Regions from separate parts of the Homo sapiens genome. Here region 2 is linked to region 1. The links are chromatin contacts, found by Hi-C or POLR2A ChIA-PET in ENCODE. All regions are on one chromosome and are shown on one strand. Each heading gives the region's core, a stretch centred on a gene start or an enhancer-like site at or near the end of the contact. The rest is flanking DNA. Distances are from core to core; before and after follow the strand shown.

The links. A loop is a pair of places that touch in the nucleus more often than their neighbours do. ChIA-PET counts read pairs that join two places held with the same protein, here RNA polymerase II (POLR2A). Pooled maps may share reads with other maps.
Region 2: a map of ovary shows a loop between it and region 1 (21-fold over the local background). The contact joins the enhancer-like site here to the promoter of ZNF493 in region 1. A Hi-C loop is called at or near these places in 2 of 168 maps with a recorded cell type or tissue (ascending aorta and ovary) and 4 of 50 pooled maps. POLR2A ChIA-PET finds 5 or more read pairs at or near these places in 3 of 52 experiments (CD4-positive, alpha-beta T cell, WTC11 and activated CD8-positive, alpha-beta T cell).

Annotation. Positions count from the first base shown.
Region 1 is chr19:21,395,342-21,398,385 of GRCh38, forward strand. ZNF493 (zinc finger protein 493) reads left to right here and starts at 1,792. Exons shown (of 4, transcript NM_001076678.3): 1 at 1,792-1,926. The coding sequence starts at 1,897. RefSeq lists a silencer at 1,831-2,069.
Region 2 is chr19:21,438,116-21,441,216 of GRCh38, forward strand. It overlaps LOC105372321 (a long non-coding RNA gene), which reads right to left. Exons shown (of 4, transcript NR_187817.1): 4 at 2,584-3,101. Among named protein-coding and RNA genes, the nearest start is that of ZNF493, 43 kb to the left of the region's middle. RefSeq lists a silencer at 1,439-1,639. Within about 2 kb of position 1,441, at least 6 of the 41 ENCODE cell types and tissues checked have a DNase peak (open chromatin) inside an H3K27ac peak, as active enhancers do; they include ovary, where a contact is called at or near this core.

The DNA of each region.
Region 1 (3,044 bases), core at 542-3,041:
CCGGGTTTCACCATGTTGTCCATGCTGGTCTCGAACTCTTGACCTCAAGTGATCCGCCCACCTCGGTCTCCCAGAGTGCTGGGATTATAGGCGTGAGCCACCGCGCCTGGTGGCCCTATCATTCTTTGTTCACTGTATGATCTTTAGAAGAAAGGTGGGCAACAGGTGGCCAGCAGTGGTCTACCTGTGGTGATTTTATTCTTGATATCTTCTGACCTTTCTATGGCCACTATCTGTTCCACCCTCGGAACAGCACAGAGACTTTGGTAGAGAGAGGCTGTCCCCTCACCACTGGCAGAATATGGACGTTCAGACCCTTCACCTTCCTGACGTCAGAGCTGACACATTCAATACAACAGCTATTGGCCATGTATGGCCGGCTACTGGGTGCCTGGAATGTCGCTGCAATTTGCTAGAAAGGTAAAATACAGAGTTAGTTTCAAAGATACAGTTCCAAATATATATATACTTCATTAATCTTTACATATTGCTCACATATTACAATGATAATATTTTGGATATATTGGGTTAATTAAATTGTTACAATGAATTTCACCTGTTTCTTCTCCTTCTTTTTAAAATTTTTTTATTTTTGAGATGGAGTCTTGCTCTGTTTCCCAGACTGGAGTGCAATGGCGTGATCTTGGCTCACCTCAACCTCTGCCTCCTGGGTTTAAGTGATTCTCCTGCCTCAGCCTCTCTATTAGCTGGGATTACAGGCACCTGCCATCATACCCAGATAATTTTTGTATTTTTGTAGAGACGGGGTTTCACCATGTTGGCTAGGCTGGTCTTGCACTCCTGACCTCGGGTGATCCGCCTGCCTCGGCCTCCCCAAGTGCTGAGATAACAGGCATGGGACACTACACCCGGCTTTCTTTTCTTTCACTTTTATTTTCTTTCTTCTCTTCTCTTCACTTTTCTTTCTTCTTTTTCCTTCCTTCCTTTTCCTTCCTTCCCTCTTTCCTTCTCTCTCTCTCTCTTTCACTCTTTCTTTCTCTCTCTCTCTTTCTCTCTTCTTTTTTTTTCTTGAGATGGAGTTTCACTCTTGTTGACCAGGCTGGAGTGTGCAGTGGGGCGATCTCGGCTCACTGCAACCTCTGCCTCCCTCCACCTCCCGGGTTCAAGCGATTATTTTGCCTCAGCCTCCCGAGTAGCTGGGATAACAGGCGCCCACCACCACGCCTGGTTATTTTTTCTTATTTTTAGTAGGGACGGGGTTTCATCATGTTGGCCAGGCTGGTCTCAAACTCCTGACCTCAGGCGATCCACCCGCCTCGGCCTCCCAAAGTGCTGGGATTACAGGCGTGAGCCACTGCGCCCGGCCCTTCTTTATTTTTAAAGTCTGGCTACTAGAAAATTTAAAATTCACATGTGGCTCACATCTTATTTCATAAGATTGGCTCCTTTTAAAAATCTCAGGCTGCTAGTTCAAAGGACTAGGAGCCAGGAAGGTCATAAAAGCTGAAATTTTAAAATAATTATTTTTTTAAATTTGTGAATAGCCATATATTATTTATAAGTGCTTATGACCTTATACACAAGGTTAAGGGAAAATACCCTCTAAGGTGTGCCTGGCTCAGCTCAGGGAGGAAGCCCTGCCTGAAAAGGCTGCAGCCTAGGCTATCACTCTTTCTTCACTCCGCCCAGCATTTGGTCATATCTTCTGTCACTCAGGGCCTGAAGGGGCGGGCCCTTAAACCGTATCCAATCAGACACGCAGAACTGGGAACCGTCCAATTAGGCACACATTTGGAGCGGCGAGGACGGCTTCCGGGATGTGGCTGGGCCATTGTTTCTCTCTGCTGCCGGAGCTCCAGGTCTACCCTTCACTGCTCTGTGTCCTCAGCGTGTGTGGCTTCGTGACCTGAAGATACTGGGAAATCCATAGCTAAGATGCCAGGACCCCCTGAAAGCCTAGACATGGTGAGAGTGCTGGGTCCGACATCACGAGAGAGGGGAAGGAGTTGCTCGGAACCGGTGGGAAGTGGCTGTGGCGGGACTCAGGCCTCCCCGCAGTCAGCTCCACAATCTGCTCCCTGAGTTCTCCTTGCCCAGCTCGGCCTCAGTCTCCTTCAGCCGTAAGTTGGCGGCTGCGCCAACAGCCGGGGCCCCGGGCGTCCTGTCTCTTCCCTGCACTGTGACTGTGCCCTGCCTGGAGTCCTCTCTGGCAGTTCTGCACCCGCAGCGCCGCGTCTTTCTCAGATTGTGCGGGGACCACGGGAGGGTCATCAGGGGAGAATCCTGACTTGGGGTGCGGGTTCATGAATGGGAAGAGCTTTGGTCCGTGGGGTTCCCAGTTGCTATTTTCTCCTATTAAAAATTTATGGGCGTCACTGCAAAAATATTAAAGAATGTAATCAAAGAGTGGTTCTAGAATTGTAGAGCACCCAGCTATGGTTTGTAGTTTGTGGTCTGTGGGAGAGGCTTGAAGGAAAGTCTTTTATAAAATGCATGATGAAGAAACCAAATTTACTAATTGGTTAGGTACAGTTACATGGTTTCTTAATATGTGCGTTAAAGGTGAAAATTTCCTGGTTATGTAATCAGAGCTTAATTGGCAGTTTACAGTTGCTGAAGCCTGAATTTTGTTTCTCTGAATGTAGTAATTAAAAATAATGCACCTGAGTTAGATTTTTTTTTTAAAGTAAGAATTCAGGGACTAGAAATACCTCAGTCTAATTGCCTGCCACTTAATTATTTTCACACTCCACAGGGAACTGATTTTCTGCTGTATTTTTCACCTGTGTCCCAAGCAGAGTCTTGGAACCAATCCCCCATTTCTCCGGCCTCACTCTGGCTTGCAGTAAGATAATTTCCAGTTTCCTCTGACGTTCCTAAATGCCACCTTTTCCTCCCTAATTCACATTATCGCCTATTTGTCTTTTACTGTACTTTTTTATACCATATTTTAATTATTTTTTTGGCAAAGCATTAAATGGTTAAATGGTGCATTTAAAGAGATTTGTTATCTGTTTGTAAATATTTCCCATGAAAAGAAGGCAAATAATAATACCCTGACACTGCATTGTAGTAAATCTCTG
Region 2 (3,101 bases), core at 191-2,690, 42 kb after region 1:
CGCCTCGGCCTCCCAAAGTGCTGGGATTACAGGCATGAGCCACCGTGCCCGGCCTTGATTGGCTTTTTTTAAAGCCTCTGTTCGACTTCCTTCTTTGCCCCCTGGTCATGGTTAACATACACTTTGGTGGCTACTTTTATAAGCTGGGTGGCATTCATGGCTGCAAAACCTCCCAGTGTCTGAAGATTTTGCTTAATATTACTGTGGGCCTGTCCTACAAATGATGTATTTACCATATGCTGATTTTCAGCAGCCTCAGGGTTAAACGGGGTTAAAAGCTGGTATGCCTCACAGAGTCCTTCATAAAACTGGCTAGGGATCTTACTTCCCTGAAGCACCTCTGAGATCTTTCTTATATTGATAGCCTTTTTTCCACCATCCCTTAGCCTTTGCATAAGTGCCTTTTGGTACCTCTGCAAATGCTGAAGCTGAGTCGCATCTTCTGAGTCCCAGTTGGGATTTTGGTCTGGGAACTGGCCCTGAGCATATGCCTGAGCATTTTCTTTTTTTTTTTTGAGATGGAGTCTCGCTCTGTCACCCAGGCTAGAGTGCACTGGCACCATCTCGGCTCACTGCAAGCTCTGCCTCCCAGGTTCACACCATTCTCCTGCCTCAGCCTCCCAAGTAGCTGGGACTACAGGCACCCGCCACCACGCCCAGCTAATTTTTTTGTATTTTTAGTAGAGACAAGGTTTCACCATGTTAGCCAGGATGGTCTCGATCTCCTGACCTCGTGATCCACCTGTCTCAGCCTCCCAAAGTGCTGGGATTACAGGCATGAGCCACCGCAGCCAGCCTGCCTATTTACTGCATCTGCTCGTGCATGGGCTTCTAGCCAGCAGAGAGCTGTCTAGGTTACTATCCTGTGCTCCTTAGTGTTATACAGCATGAGAAGCAGCTGCCTGCAGTCTGGTCAGGTTGGATTCTGTGTCAGAAAGATGGACTGCATCAGATCTATAAGAGCTTGGGGCTTCTCCATATAGGAGGGAGTATGGTGTTTCCAGTTTAAGAGATCAGTGGTTGAAAAGGGCTGACAGATGAAAGTCCATTCCCACCCTTGGACTTGGCCTTGGTTATCTTAATAAATGGGTCCTCGTGTCTCCCTGAGAGGCATTTGCATATCTCAAGCACAACCAGATCTGAGATGGCCTGCTTGACTATCTTGACTTCTTTCCCTGACCTCTCAAGTCTCCAGTCTTTCATTTCAGGGTGAGAGTTGGGGTGTGCTAGCACCTGAATCTGGTTCCCAGGGGGCTGCTGGCCTTGGTAAAGTGGGGTAGGCTGTGACATATGGAGTAGGAATCTTTATTCCCTCTGGTGGCTCCTGCAAAACTGGCTTTTCTTGCTCCCTCTGGGCCTTCTTCTTTAACTCTGTATCTGCTAGCGAAGCTGCTCTTACTTTCATTTTTTGGCTTGGCTTAGGCCACAAGTGTTTTGCAATAAGCTGCTAAACAGGGCTGGATTCAGGCTGGTCTTGTTTGTGCTAGATTTAACCATGAGTCAATATAAGGAAACTGATCTGGATGCCGAGGCTGTCCTCTGACCTGTCACCACCTTAAATACACGGCCAATTATTTTCCTATCTATAGTTCCTTCAATCAGTCATCCAACACTAAAAGAAGGCAGTTCTAATTCACAGAGAGTTCTTAACCTCTGGGGGGTTAGCTTAACTCCATAATTCCCTGTAAAACCTTCTTTAAAGTTCTGTAACATGCGCTCCAATGGAGTGGACTTTGATGACTTTACTCCCATTTCCTCCCTTTACTACGCAGCACACCCACTCTTCCTTTTGCCTCAGACTGACCAGACCATCCCCAATTACGGGAGTTTTCAGATGCTGCTTGGCTTTGGAGAGGTCCTTATTCCCACCACAACTCTGAGCTGTGGGGCAACTCCTATTGGACGTATACAGTTCACCACTAGTCCAGGGCAGCCCCATACTTTGCTCGGAGCACACAGTCAATGCTAAGAGATCTGTGACTCCCCACGTCACTCCTTGCATTGTATTCTCCTGGAACCATCTTTCACACACTTTTATATACGTCCCTGTTCCCAGTTCCTGTGTTCCTAATTGGGGTGGCAAGCAACTCTCACCACCTCCAGTTTCCTTTACCTAACCAACTAAGCAAGCCACTCTCGCATCCTGTGTTGGTTGAGGTGTGAGATTCTTCTGAATTGGCAAGCCCCTCTTGCCGCCCCAAGCCTCTCTGGGTCGGACTACTAGTTACACCCCGGGAGGTGATCAGGCTCCCCTTCCGTCCTTACGGGACGGGTCCTGCCTTGGTCCCCAATAACTTACCGTGGTTCCTAAAGTGCGCTATTTCTGGAATCATCCTGTAGCCCTTCTCAGGCTCCGTTGCACTGCTGGGTAGGGATGCCGGGTCATGGGAGAGCTGATTTCCCCTCCGGGCTGAAGTTCTCCCGGCGGTGCCTGGGTCCCAGGTTTCCCTTGAATCAAGGCTCCAGCCCCGATTTTCCCTTGAATCCGGGGCTCCAGCCCCGATTTCAAGGCAAAGGAGACAGTCTCTGCTCCTGGCTGGCTCGCCAAGAAATGTGGGACACAGAGGACTAGAGAGACCAGTATGAGTCAATAAAGGAGGATATTTATTTTAAGGTATGCTCTGGCTCAGTGAATTCACATCCAAAAAGCTGAGCCTTGAACAAAGACTGAGTGAGATTTTAATAAGTAAACTTACAGAAGCAAAACAAAGGCAGTTAATTATATAATGACCAGTTTATGTAATTTATAGCATAACTGAATTCTTGGCATAACTTGTGGCCTTTAATAGCTGGTGGCCTTGTAGCTGCATTGAAAGAAAAAACAAGAACTGGCTAAATACAGACGTTTGTTTTTCTTTGTTTCCTTCACCCTTGCTTCGGAGGGGAGTGTCTGGAGCCTATTTCTTTGGTTTCAACTTCTCAAACAGCATTATCTTATAACTGTCCTTGAAGTGAGCTTGCTAGGCAAAGAAAAACTTGTTCTTTTCTTTTCAACTCTTGCCTTGCCACATTCTGGGCTTTGGCTTTTACTTTTCTTGAAATAAATAAATGCAGTAATTATCTCATTGAGAGGCTTCTGATCAAATTGATCAGCAAGTCAA